Regions from separate parts of the Homo sapiens genome. Here region 2 is linked to region 1. The links are chromatin contacts, found by Hi-C or POLR2A ChIA-PET in ENCODE. All regions are on one chromosome and are shown on one strand. The core of a region is the stretch at or near the end of the contact, and the rest is flanking DNA. Distances in the headings are between cores, read along the strand shown. Region 1 has its middle 44 kb from the start of ZNF608. Region 2 has its middle 79 kb from the start of ZNF608.

The links. A loop is a pair of places that touch in the nucleus more often than their neighbours do. ChIA-PET counts read pairs that join two places held with the same protein, here RNA polymerase II (POLR2A). Pooled maps may share reads with other maps.
Region 2: POLR2A ChIA-PET joins it to region 1 with 28 read pairs in MCF 10A. The contact joins two enhancer-like sites. A Hi-C loop is called at or near these places in 1 of 168 maps with a recorded cell type or tissue (astrocyte of the cerebellum), 3 of 37 single-sample maps with no recorded cell type and 1 of 50 pooled maps. POLR2A ChIA-PET finds 5 or more read pairs at or near these places in 5 of 52 experiments (A549, GM12878, HEK293T and 2 more).

What each region holds. Positions count from the first base shown.
Region 1 is chr5:124,786,677-124,793,990 of GRCh38, forward strand. No RefSeq gene overlaps it. Among named protein-coding and RNA genes, the nearest start is that of ZNF608, 44 kb to the left of the region's middle. Within about 2 kb of position 4,446, at least 3 of the 41 ENCODE cell types and tissues checked have a DNase peak (open chromatin) inside an H3K27ac peak, as active enhancers do.
Region 2 is chr5:124,821,662-124,829,075 of GRCh38, forward strand. No RefSeq gene overlaps it. Among named protein-coding and RNA genes, the nearest start is that of ZNF608, 79 kb to the left of the region's middle. Within about 2 kb of position 3,400, at least 2 of the 41 ENCODE cell types and tissues checked have a DNase peak (open chromatin) inside an H3K27ac peak, as active enhancers do.

The DNA.
Region 1 (7,314 bases), core at 3,196-5,695:
TCTTAGAGACAGAATGGCAAATAGAGGTTACTAGAGGCTGAGGGGAGGGGGAAAGAGGAATTATTATTTATTTTATTTATTTATTTTTATTTTATGTATTTATTTTTTTTGAGATAGAGTCTCGATCTATCCCCCAGGCTGGAGTGCAGTGGCACAATCTTGGCTCACTGCAACCTCTGCCTCCTGGGTTCAAGCAATTCTCTGCCTCAGCCTCCCGAGTAGCTGGGATTACAGGCGCCCACCACCACGCCTGGAAAATTTTTTTGTATTTTTAGTAGAGATAGGGTTTCACCATCTTGGCCAGGCTGGTCTTGAACTCCTGACCTCGTGATCCACCTGCCTCAGCTTCCCAATGTGCTGGGATTACAGGTGTGAGCCACCGCGCCTGGCCTGTTTACTGTTTTGTGGGTACAGAGTTTCAGGTTGAAATGATGAAAAAGTAATGGAGATGGATGGATGGTTGCACAAAATTATGAATGTACTAATGCCACTGAATGGTACACTTAGAAATGGTCAAAATGGTAAATTTTATATTATGTATATCTTACTACAATTAAAACAAAAATTTTAAAGCAAATCTTTATTAAGGATCACACAAATGCTGAGCACTTTCTTATGTGTTATTGAGGACATTAAAAACAAAAAGCCTCCAATTCTAGGAAGATAGTGTCAAGACAGCTTGGGAGGTTAGCTTTGAATGTTAAATACTTCTTTTTAATATCCATTTTCTTTGTCTTCATCTCTGAATCAGGCTGAATGAGAATTGATGGATTAGAAAGTTGGCTCTACCTCTGTGCTTAGGTTAAGCTCTCAAAGATGAGCTTATCCATTCTCTCATTGACTCCACTTGAATCTATTTCACCCTAAGCTGAAATGTACATCTGGAAGAACGTAGACCAATAGATACCTGAATGGGCTCAAAAATTAGATACAGGGAAGGTGTTAATTTGGTGACTATGTCAGCATTCTCACAATTCTGACAAGAAATTCCACTCAGTCTGGCTTAAGCAAAAAAGGGCTCATGCACATGAAATAGTTCTGATTTTGTTTTTTGTTGTTGTTGTTGTTGTTGTTGTTTTTCTTTTTGAGATGGAGTCTTGCTCTGTCACCCAGGCTGGAGTGCAGTGGCACGATCTTGGCCCACTGCAACCTCTGCCTCCCAGGTTTAAGTGATTCTCCTCCTCCAGCATCCCCAGTAGCTGGGACTACAGGCACGTGCCATCATAACCGGCTAATTTTTTGCATTTTTAGTGGAGACGGGGTTTCACGGTGTTAGCCAGGATGGTCTCAATCTCCTGACCTCGTCAATTGCCTGCCTTGGCCTCCCAAAGTGCTGGGATTACAGGCATGAGCCACCGAGCCTAGCCAAAATAGTTTTGACTTTGGAGGAGACTTGACCTACTGTTCCAGTGATGTCGCTAAGGGGCTGAGTGCTCCTTCCCTCCATTCTGCCTGCCTTGTTTCTGCCTTTCTCTTCAGGTTCCACATGACAGACCTCAACAACTCCAAGCTCATGACTTCTGGTTGCAGAACACCCAAAGCAATTTCTGATTTCACATCCTTACACCACATTAACCATGAGCTCCTTTTGGGAGCTCTCAGGAAGAGTGAGGGAGCTTCTTTTTCCCAAAGTCTCAGCAAACATCTCTTCACATCTCATTGGCTCTGATTGGGTCACACATTCATCCCTGAGCTCTTCACTGTAGCCAGGGAGATGGGTATGCCAATTGGTTTAAGGCAGGGTTAGAGTCTCTTCGGGGCTACATTGTAATCTATATGTAAATGGGTCCCCCTGAAGTTGTGCAAAACACAGTGTGTCCAGCCAATCACAATGGCAACCTAAGAATTTATCTTATCCTTTCCCAAAGAGTAGAGTATTCACTCTTTGAGTGCAAGGATTGTGTCACCATCTTCTCTTTTTTGTTTGTTTGTTTGTTGTTTGTTTTTGAGACAGAGTCTTGCTCTGTCACCCAGGTTGGAGTGCAGTGGCGCGATCTCAGCTCACTGAAACCTCCTCCTCCTGGGTTCAAGCGATTCTCCTGCCTCAGCCTCCCAAGTAGCTGGGATTATAGGCGCACGCCACCATGCCCGGCTAATTTTTGTATTTTTAGTAGAGACGGGGTTTCATCATGTTGGTCAGCCTGGTCTCCAACTCCTGACCTCGTGATCTGCCCTTCTCAGCCTCCCAAAGTGCTGGGATTACAGGCGTGAGCCACCACGCCCAGCCTGTGTCACCAACTTCTATCCACTCATAGCATCTGACACATTATGGCTGCTTGGTGAGTACTTATGAATGAATGAATTATTGTATGAGTTCACAGAAAACTCATTGAAAAGTATAAATCTTCCTTCTGAATTTAACATAAAATTATTATTTTTCCAATGGTTTCTTGCTACTGGATGATTAACAGTTCTTAATTTTCAGTATTAACAAAGATGAGGCAAAGCACGGATGAATATGATTTCAGTCTTCTGCTCTATTAGAAGATCATACTTTCGTACTTCACATTTGTTATATTTAGGTTTAAGTGAAAATTCAGTCATTGCAATTCAAATCTCCATCAGCAGAGACTAAGCTGTTAACCTGGGCCTTCTCTCCACACTCAACTGGGGAAAGACAACACTGACTCAGATGGTTCTTGCGTCAGTAGTAGTTAGACTGTAAACACTAACTTTGTGTGTATTTTTACGATTTAATTTCCTCTTTTTATGGGAGCATAAAATGTATTTTTAAAAATAAGCAAATCTTTAATGAAAGTGTAGGATGGTTGACATGGGAAGTGTATAAATCTGTCACCTACAATATAAGCACATATTTAAATATGCATATTATGAACATTTAAAGCTGCAATGGTTCAAAATAATGTTAGCCTCTTATGTGAAACATTACTCTATAAATATGAGCCCACTAGCATCTTAAATACAGATTGCATTATATATAAGCAACCAATATAAAATATTTTCAATCTAATATTTATTCTCAAATTTTGTCTTTAAGAAATTATTATTCTATGTCTCAAGTTTACTTTGTAAATAGAAAAAAAAAACATAAAAATTCCTCAAGCCTCTAATGTTTTTCTTAATGTAAAAACTATCACAAAAAAATGGGAAATAGTTTTTCTCCCATAAAATATTCCCTGGACTCTCTCTCCTTCTTTTTCTACTTTTTTGCCTGTAATAGTCTTATCTTCCTCTATGACTTAAACAATCAAGAATAAGTTGATGACCCCCAAATCAATGTATCCAGCCCTGTTGTCACTCATGAGTGCCATAACATCCTAACAGAAATCACCATTCCCATGACCTTCCATGCCTTGGTCCATGGCATTATCATCTGCTTATTTGACACAACCAAATCCCTTGGCATCTTCTTAGATTCCTTTTGCTCCACCGTCCACCCTCTGGCTCCCTTCCGGAACTCTATTGACTAGTTCTGTCATATCTGGCTCCACAGTGTTTCTCTCCACTCTATGGGTTTAAGCTGTTATCACGGCTTTTCTGGATGACTTGTACTCTCTTCCACTTTGGAGACAGTGATTCTAGTTTCTTACCAACTAATCTGCCATCCAACCTGCCTTTGCCCCAAATAATCATTTTCCAATACAATCTGATTATTCTAACTTTTCTGCTTCAAATTCTTCACAGTTTTCTCATTCCTTTTAGAATAAAGTACATGTTCAAAGACTTTTGCAATCTGGCTCCAAGATACTGTACAATCTCATCTTCTACCACGCCTTCCAACTCTCCTACACAGTCTTGCTTTCTGCCCCAGCCCCAACAGATTACTCATCAGTCTATGAACACTCACTAAGGCTTTATGTTGTTTCCTATGTCTAGATTGCTTTTCTCATCTTTCTCCCTGTCTGAAGTTAACTTCGGTGTTTTCTGATTTCCCATCACAATCAGCCATTCTCCCTTCTGTACTCACACCAAATCATGTTCCCAGTGCACATGGTATTAGTGGTATTAGTGCTCCTGGTTGGGTTATGCACTTATTGGAGGAGGCAGAGAGAGGGAGGGCTATGTCTCATTCATCTTGGCATGGACAGCTCCTAGCAGGTGCCTGGTGTTTAGTATGTACTAAAAGATGTTTGGTGAATGAGTCTTTATTTTGAATGCTCAGAAAGACCTTAAATTTGACTTATAAGCTTTCAGAAATAGGAAAAAGGCCTACAGATTCATAGCAGTTGTATGACTACATGTGGTAAAAGCGAGCAAGTTATATCCAAGACAGACTGCAGCAAGGTAAACCCATTTAGCTACAGTCCCTTCTCTGTCTTTTAAGACATGTCTAATTTGAGATCCCTTTCACGTGCTCCCCTTCCAAGGTTTAATGTATGTGATTAATCTTGACTTGCCTTAATACTGCTAGGAATGTGGCAATGACCTCAGCTGAACACTGGCAAAGTGATTAATGTTACATGAACTGGATAAGGTGGTTTTTTTTTTCCCCCTCTGCTCTAGCTCCTGAATAAACACATTCATGCAAGATTCGGTTGCAGACCTTTGCTCGATGGAAAATGTACCATGATTTCAAAGAGTAATGTTTCAGATGCAATAAACAACGTTAAAGGAAACACGGTCCTTGTTAAAGAAAATGCTGTTTCAGGCTAAAGTCCCAGTGATCATAAAAGATATATGATGCAATAAACAAAATGAACCATAGGCAGACAGGTCCATTCGATGACTAACCACTGATTGAATTTTCCAACACATTTAGACTTTCTAAGAGATAAACTATTCACAAAAGGTTCGTGTTAAATATAAGGCTGTCATTTCCTTTTTATGTTTCTAGAGGGGTCTGAGAACAGTAGAGGATATTCCTTCTTTTTTTCTTTTTTTTTTTCTATTGGTTGTTTGTGGTTTTGAATTTTTTATGATGTGAGAAGACTGGCAAACAGTTGCTATGATTGTCAAATGCCTTAAATCAAGAAGAGAGAATGCAATAAAACACAGTTTCCATGGTAACACATTGTAACCTAGTACCTCTGGATTATGAGCCAGCTCACATCTATGATCATTACTTGTTGACAGGCATAAATTGAGCCTAAAAGCATTAATTTTAGAGATAAAACTAGAATGTGTAGCTTAGTTTTAATAATGTTTAAATATTTCCAAGGTAGTGGCAGCAAATCAACTCTGGTTGTGTTATTATTTAAATAATGTTAATAAACTAACCACAAATACTTTTTGAAAATGTACAAGCTTTTCTCTAAAAATGGTGTAACATCTGTGTATGCAGTTGGTCCTCCACATTCCTGGGTTCCACATCCATGGATTTAATCAACCTCGGGTTGAAAATGTTGGGGAAAAAAAGACCCACAAAATTGCCAAAAGCAAAAGTTGAATTTGCCACCCGCCGAGCATTGTGTTGAATTCACGTGAATGTGGTGATGTGTAGGCATTGTATTAAGTATTATAAGTGATCTAGAGATAACTTAAAGTATATGAGAGAATGTGTGTAAGTTATATGCAAATACTAGGTTATTCTGTGCAAGGGACAGAGCATGTGCAGATTTTGGTACAATTCCACATAGATACTGAGGGACAACTGTATAGTCTTGAGGCTGCAAGTGGTAGCTGACGTGTTTTTGATGGAGTTTAAATAATCTGAAATCAACAATGATATGGAATGATAGCCAGACATTTTAAGGAAGGAATGTTGTTCAATATGGACAAATTCCTAAACATCTTGATAGTAGAGTAACTCCTAGAACTCTTGTAGGACATTCACACACAATAATTTTTAGTAGACATAAGTTCCTTTTCCTCTTTTTAAGGAGCCTGAGATAAAATGTGGATGATCACATGCTTTTTTTTTTTTTTTTTTTTGAGACGGAGTCTCCCTCTGTCACCCAGGCCAAGAGTGCAGTGGCGCCATCTTGGCTCACTTGCAAGCTCCGCCTCCTGGGTTCACGCCATTCTCCTGCCTCAGCCTCCCGGTAGCTGAGACTACAGGCGCCCGCCACTACGCCCGGCTAATTTTTTGTATTTTTAGTAGAGACGGGGTTTCGCCGTGTTAGCCAGGATGGTCTCGATCTCCTGACTTTGTGATCCGCGCACCTCGGCCTCCCAAAGTGCTGGGATTACAGGTGTGAGCTACCGCGCCCGGCCGATCACATGCTTTTTACACATTCACTTCCATGTCCTCATCAGAAGCACTCACACTACCGTCAAACATTTAAGGTTAAAACAAAGATTACGTTATGTGTAGCAGTTACCCATTAACCAATATAGTTAACAAGACAATTTTTTTTCCAAGGCTGCTTGTGACACTTCTAAATATATCTTTATGACAATCAAGATAATCTTGGCCAGGTGCAGTAACTCATGCCTCTCATCCCAGCACTTTGGGAGGCCAAGGCAGGAGGACTGCTTGAGCCCAGGAGTTCAAGACAAGCTTGGGCAACATGACAAGACCTCATCTCTACAGAAAATAAAAAACAAACAAAAAATAGCCAGCTGTGGTGGTGCACACCTGTGGCCTCAGCTACTCAGAAGACTGAGGCAGGAGGATTGCTTGAGCCTGGGAGATTGAGGCTGCAATGAGCCGTGTTCACATCACTGCACTCCAGCCTATGTGACAGAGCAAGACATTGTCTCAAAAGAAGTAAAAAACAAAACAACAAAAAAAAGAGATAATCTGATATGATATGATATGATATGATTTAATATGATACAATAATAAGAATTGGTCCATTTTCTCAACATCTAGACTTTATGTAAGAGTTCACTTTTTTCCTCTGGCAACTTCTGAGCTCCCTTTCCTTACTAAAGCTTTTACAGTGAGTGTGGGATAAACAAGGAGAGACAGATTGCTCTTCCTCTAAGTGTGCCTTTCACTGCCCTGAGCCTCAGAAAAGCAGAGAGTGACCAGCACACCTCAGTTGCCTTTTCTGTACACTTGGGATTAGACCTATTTCATAAGGTTGTTTTAAGCACTTATTGAGACGGACACTTGTGGAGAACTTAGAACAGTACTTGGTGCATAGTAAGCCCTCCATGAAGGTTAGCCCCTGTAGGGGGTAATGCTTTGTCTAGCATTGCGCTTCCCACTCAGTTGTGCCTAGTAAATGTTTGTTAAATTGAATAAGCCTATTTGCCCAATTGGCTATTACAAGAGTGCTTATTGTAAAACTAATTTTGCAGGAATATGTAACATTTTCAGGAAATCTGATTACATTGCTTTTATTCACTTGCAACTTACCTGTCAGAGATTCACAAAACGCTTCAGTTATCAGAGCTCATGGAGTTGTGTAATAATTGTATCTTCTGGTATTGCTAAGTTTTAGAATCAAATCCTTGGGAATACTG
Region 2 (7,414 bases), core at 2,150-4,649, 34 kb after region 1:
ATAAAGTGAGAAGCTCCCAAGAGTTCACAGGCTTAGAAAATAAATACAAGAGTAGAAGATTTTAAATGAATTAGTGAACACAACATTCTTGGATATTCTTAAGCATTTAAGAAGATCGATAAAAATTAGGAATTACTTTTTTGCACTGTGCTTCTTTAGTGGAGATACATTTGCAAAACTGGTCTTAATTTTAGTCATTGATTTGTAAATATTATACACGGATTATATAGAACTTAGTAGAAATTTCTAGCCGTTCTGCTGTAAGTTTTCTACCCTCTTTCCCAAATCTTGGGAAGAAAAATCATGATTCAGAAATTAGGAGAAAGAATCAAAGAAAGGTCAGAAAAGGTGGAGGGGAGGAGAGGGCATCGAACCAATCTAGCTAATGAAAAACACAGACAAGAAATATGATAACATGGAAATCAGATTTACAATGGTGAATTAAGTCTAAAATTCAAAAGCAGTCTTTACAGTCACTTGCGAAACATTTTTCTTTGATTTCCTTACAAACTTCCTTCTGTTGATAAATTGCAGCATTTTCACCATGGAATGGTTAAGCACTACATTTGGGGCATCCATCACTGAGCGAATCATCCAAATCTAACAAAATGAACATTGTGGTAGTGCTGCTGCAATTCTAATGCCCTGGGAGTCTTCAAGGTGCTCCAGAGAAAGAAAAGGAAAAACTCTGTTGTCAAATGTTTGGAATCAATTAAATCAAAGTAAGACGATCTTGGATTGTATTTATGAAGTCATAAAAACATTTTATCAAAACAGTCATCTAGAGAGTACTCAAGAAACTAAAAATAGAACTACCATATGATCCAGCAATCCCACCTGTGAGTACATATCCAAAAGAAGTGAAATCAATATATTGAGGCAACATCTGCACACCTAAGTTCATTGTAGCATTATTCACAATAGCCAGGATATGGAAATGACCTAGTGTCCATCAGTGGATGAATGGATAAGGAAAATGTGGTATATACACACAATGAAATACTACTCAGCCTTAAAAAAAAAGGGGGGGGGATATCCTGTCATTTGCAACAACATGGATGAATCTAGAGGACATTATGCTAAGTGAAATAAGCCAGGCACAGAAAGACAAATACTGTATGATCTCACTTATATGTGGGATCCAATAAAGTTGAACTATGGTTACCAGCGGCTGGGGTGGGGTAAAAGGATGGGAATGGAGGAAATGTGGAATTGTTAATTAAAGGGTACAAAGTTTCAGAGAGACAGGGAAGTTAGGTTTTGAGATCTATTGCACAGCAGGGTGACTCTAGTTAATAATAACTAGGAGAGTAAATTTCATACGTCTCACCATAAAAAATGATAGGGAAGGTAGATGATGGATATGTGAATCAGTTTGATTTAATCATGCCATGTTGTGTACATATATCAAAACATCACATTGTACCCCATAAATGTGCACAATTATGATTTGTGAATCAAAATAATTTTAATACTAAATTTTTAAATTTCTTCAGGTACCTCAGAAAGGACTCTCTTTCATTAAGAAGTATAGAAAGTGTTTATATATATGTGTCTACTTATGAGGCTAAGAGGGAAAATGTGTTTTTATTTAAGCCTGCCGTTTAAACAATGGAGAGAATAGGCCATCCATTAAGAGTTTGATCCCATCCAACTAGCATCATGTATGAGAACTTATTTGTCCCTTTCACATTTATACTCTAGCCCTGATTTTGCTTGGCAACTTACTGGAGAATTTTCAGTATCTTGAAAGCTCCTTAGTATTTTGAGAATGGCACTGAATTGTTTCCCTTGTAACAGATTTAGCAAGTGAAAAATGGAGGGTTTTTTTTCCCCTCATTTTCAGACATAATCTTGGCAGAATGTTTAAAAGAAAGATAAACAAAATGTCAGGAACACTTACAAAAGAACACTGCAACAGAGATGCAAGAGGTGGCAGGGAACAGAATAAATGGATATTGTCATACAGATGGCAGCTGCTGCTAGATTGTCCAATACAGTGATATTTAGTTTTCTTCCATGGACACTGAACTCGTTTCAAATAGCCCTGACACGGCAAAAGTGGAAAGGAAGCGCCTTTCCTTTTCTTCTCTGCCACATGGGGTAAGTCATAAAGTCATTCTTGGTACCACGGACTCATCTATTTCCAGAGAGGTTATGAGTGTAAGTGGGAGAATAAATGTTTAGCTTCCCAAATCACCTTGTTCCCTGGGAGGTTTCATCAAACCTAGCAGAATCTGTATGGATGCTCCAAATCTGTCTGTTCTAAGCACCCACAGATGTTTTCTCTTGGCACTCATAATAAGGATCTAGGATTAAATGTTACCATTTAATAATTAATTCCATTCAAACTCTCCCTCCCTTCTGTTGAAGGCTGGCACTCTGGTATAACTGCTGATGTGCTGACATCCTGGAACACCCGAAGTGCTGATTTCCATGCTATTTGTAACATTATATTCAGGATAAAAGTACTTTAATTTCCCAAGATGTAGTATTGTAGTTTTCATAAACTGGACCATATGCTGGGATGTGTTCATACACCTGCAGTTAGTTACATTTATATGTAAAAGTTGTCAGTTGATTTCTTTCAAAGAAATTGAGAATGTGGATTCTCTAACATTCTCCTAAATTATTTTCAATGTGAAATCCCTATGCCTTTATTAGACATATAATATGTTATCACAGAATTATACAAGACTCCTGTTTCTGAATCAGGAATCATCGTCCTCTTTTAAATCACACTACACATCTATAAAATTTTAACATTTGAGGAATCTGAGTGAGAGGTATCCATATAGTCTTTATATTATTTTCTCAACTTTTTGGTAATTCTGAAGTTATTTCAACACAAATCATTAAAAAATTACACTAAATATATGAAGTAGCTTGGTATATTCTTTTAAAATAAAACATCTTCTGTTTTATCTAAAAAAATCTGTCATTTTATATACAGAAAACATGTAGTTTAAAGGTTCTACCCCGCTACCTATAGAAACATAAAGTAACAGATATGTTTGTTGTGTAACTAACAAGGTCACAGGCTGTTCAGCTGCTGGAGCAAACTCGATTAAGCCCGTGATAATCTTTTGAAAGATTGTAATTTATCTCCATTTGAAGGGCATTATCTTAGTTCTTCAGCTATCACAGGGAGCAAGGGTAACAAATATTCAGTGATGAATTTTTGAAAGCTGTAGTCAGATCTTGTTCTCTTAAACCCTTCTAAAGGGCTGTCAAAAGGCAATGAAATAAAAATTGTCAAATTTATCCACAGACTTACATAATGGCTGTTATCTGAGAAAGTGGTTTATGATTCATACAGTCACTACCTTTACTTAAGCAATTTCTTGTTTGTGTTAGATTGAAAACAATCTGTTCCCATTGCTCACGTGGGAGAGATTACCACAAAAGGCTCTTGTTTACTTGCAATAAGAAGCTATGAGACACAAAATCCATGAAGAGGGGATCTATACTCTCAAAACAGTGTGGTACTTTCATTAAGGGTCAGCATTATTGACCACCTTTTTACCGTGTTTTCTTGATTTAAATGTAGATTTTGGAGTCTACAAGTAGCTTTGAATATTTGAAATGGATTTTGAAACTAATTTTTAAGGAGGACGAGAGGAAAATAACTGATTTAGTATCTTCTGCATGGTAGGGGCTCTGCTTGGTAAACAGGTTATTTTTATTGAATTTTGCGAACAACTCCCATGAGGTATATATGATTTACATCTTACAAATAAGCACATTAAACACGGAAGCTGAAGTACACAGCACCCATTCACATTGTGAAGTCATTGAGAATTGAATTGGGGAAATATTCACCACAAAGATATATCTTTCCACTACTATCTATGCTTGCAACTGTTTGTATTTTCTTCCACTTTCTGTTGCTTATAACAGAATACCTGAAACTAGGTAAATTATAAAGAAAATGAATTTATTTCTTATAATTATGGAGGCCAAGAAGTCCAAGATCTAGGGGCTGCACCTGGCGAGAGCCTTCTTGCTGCTAGGACTCTCTACAGAGTCCCCAGGTGGTGCAGGGCATCACATGGTGAGGCGGCTGAGCATGCTAGCTCAGGTCTCTCTTCCTCTTTTTATAAAGCCACCAGTCCCACTCCAGTGATAACCCATTAATCCATGAACCCATTAATCCATACATAGATTAATCCATTAAGGATGGCAGAGCCCTTATAACCCAATCAACTTAAAATTTCCACCTGTCAATACTGCCACATTGGGAATTAAATTTCCATGTGGGTTTTAGAGGGGATAAATGTTCAAACCCTAGCAGTTTTAAAAATGTTTTTGTACAATTTTGTCCGATCATTTGCTCAAGTGAGTGATTTTTTTCCCATCTATGCTGAGAACAGTTTCTTTGAGGTGCAATATTGCTATGATGTAGATATTCAAGTGGCCTGAAAAGCCTCAGTAACACTCAGTAAGTGTGGCCTCACTGATTCTCAAAAGAGTAAAATAAAAGTGGGGGATGGGGAGGGAGAAGAGGAACTGATAGGCCATTCCAGTGTCTTGTGTATTTAGAATGCACAGACCCACTAGCTTTAAAATATTACTTTATGTAACTTAACTTTTTGCTAGTTAGACTTGGGAAGGGTGATGAGAGAGATGGAGTATGGCAAGAGTAGTGTAAGAGACATACAATTCAACTTTCTGTAAAAAAGTAAATGCATAATCTTTATACACGGTTTTTCAGTTGTCTGTAAAGCCAACCACATAATTAGGCCAAGTTATTTGAGCACAGGAGAGAGACCAAGACTACCTTGTATTTTTGATAGACTTGGTTTAACTTAAAAATGGAGAATGACTAAGACAGGCTTATAAACATTAAAGTAATTTAGAAACTTACATATTTACAAATTAAATGCTTTTACCCACAAAATATCAAATGCAGCATAATTATGCTATTCATAAGATAGTAATAGGATTAAATTTTTTTTTTTTTTGAGACAGAGTCTCACTCTGTCACCCAGGTTGGAGTGCAATGGCATGATCTTGGCTCACTGCAACCTCCGTCTCCCAGGTTCAAGTGATACTCTTGCCTCAGCCTCCTGAATAGCTGGGATTACAGGTGCGTGCCACCACGCCGGGCTACTTTTTATATTTTTAGTAGAGATGGGTTTTCACCATGTTGGCCAAGCTGGTCTTGAACTCCTGACCTCGTGATCTGTCCACCTTGGCTGCCAAAAGTGCTGGGATTACAAGGCATGAGCCACTGAGCCTGGCCTAAAAATATTTTTATTTGTAATGTAGTACAGGTGGTGTGGTCTAGTAATAAGAAGTAAGCTTGAAGTAGGGTACTAGTCACACAATTGTGTACATTTGTCAAAATTTATAAAATTGTGTACTTCAAAAGGGTAAATTATTTCTTGATGTAAATTTTACTTCAATAAACCAGACTTTTCTCTTTTTTTTTGAGACGGAGTTTCGCGATTCTTGTGCCTCAGCCTCCCGAGTAGCTGGGATTACAGGCGCCCGCCACTACACCTGGCTAATTTTCTTTGTATTTTTAGTAGAGATGGGGTTTCTCCATGTTGGCCAGGCTGTTCTGGAACTCCTGACCTCAGGTGATCTGCCCACCTCAGCCTCCCAAAGTGCTGGGATTACAGGTTGAGCCACGCCTGCTTTCTAAGGCCCTAAAGATCTTCATGAATATTGGTGGCATTATTTTGTGTTGGTCAATTCCATGAGAGGGTCTACACTGGATCTTCTAAACTTCTTAGATCCTCTTTCATCTTGAGAGTAGTTATAGAGGTTCTCTAGAAGCTCAGCTTTTTGGTGGCAGCTTTTTGGGGCATAATCTTCACTAAATACAAGAACATTTCTACCTTGGGCCTATCCTGAAAAAAATGAGGGGCAAAGCTGACCTACCTGGAAAAGCATATTTGTTCAATTATTGTTCCTTTTGCTTAGAGAGGAACAATTGCTTTTCAGATTCATTTCTTCTGTGGATAGACACAATTTTAGAGTTAATTACTCTTCAAAATAAAGTTCAGACTCTCAAAAACAAATCTTACTAAATCCGTAGTAAAAACAATGTTACTATACTTGAAGCCTTTGACAGAGCGATAGATACATAAATTTTCCTTTAGACTAGAGAAGTATTTACAGTCTCTTAACTAGTTATTCTTATTCCTAATTATGGATTTATTTTATTATATGAAATTCATTTGCAAACTAATTGTATAGAACTAACAAAATATCCCAGACATTATGGATTTCTTCAGTTGTTTAAATTTCAGTTTATAAATTTGGTAATAAGTCAGTCCTTGTGTCATATATAAAAATAGAGTAAGCTATATTATCACATTTCTCCAGAAAATTGGCTGAAGTCTGTTATCAGTCAGTTAAAATAAAAATGCACAAGTATGTGGAAATACCATTCTTTTCTATGAAATTTAGCCAACCTTAGAAATAATTACATAATGTTAATGGACCACGAAATTTCTAAAATCCTCTAAAGTTTCACCTAGATGATTTTGGTACTTATCTCTGGTAGGGATGCCCTGCTCTTTTTCTATATCAGAGGGATTTTATTGAGTTTCCTCTTTTTTTTTTTTTTTTGGTTCAGGTATGATGATAGGGCTGGCCTGAACCAGCTTGTTCATTAGTAATTTCTCCAGTGGGAGAAATCTGTAGGGCTACTACGTAGACCAGGAGCATGCCAACTAGTGCAATGGATTGTTCCTACGAACTGATTTTCCATTTTTAGGATTTTGGTGAGCTGATTGTTAAACACAGTCATTCTTCAAAATTAGATTATGCAAGTTTTAAATTAAATAAATGATGTTAAAACAAAGATAATATATTAAAATCGACCACCTCTTAATTATTTCCATGTTCTTGAGGTTATCTCCATCTATTGTAAGTGTATGATAGAAATGTAATATAATGGTGTACTGCTTCATCTTTCCCCAACTCTGTGTGCAATGACATTGCCTTGGTAGCTTGAAACTGACCATCATAGATGGGAAATCAGCAACACAAAAACTCGAACTGTCTATCCTCCCACACTGTAAACATCTATCCTTTCTTGTCCCCAAGGGCTGTTAGCATTTACCAGCACATTTAACAGCTTTCTATTTAAAGCTAATGGGACAAAAAAAACAAAACAAGCAAAACCACACACACACACACACAAACCCCCAGGATATCTAAGCCCTATGACTGTAACCTCTCCTACCCATACTACTGAATATAGTTAGTAGGTATTATCATTACACAACTCTATTTATAGAAACTATCCATTCATCCATCCCTTCATTTATTCAATATCTACTTAGTGTTGTTATGTAAAGTGTTGTGCTAAGCATTGCTGTAATGGGGGTGGGAGGTAAGTAGATACTATACAACTCAACAAAGAAACTGTTGAGTAATGGAAAGAACACGAGCTTTG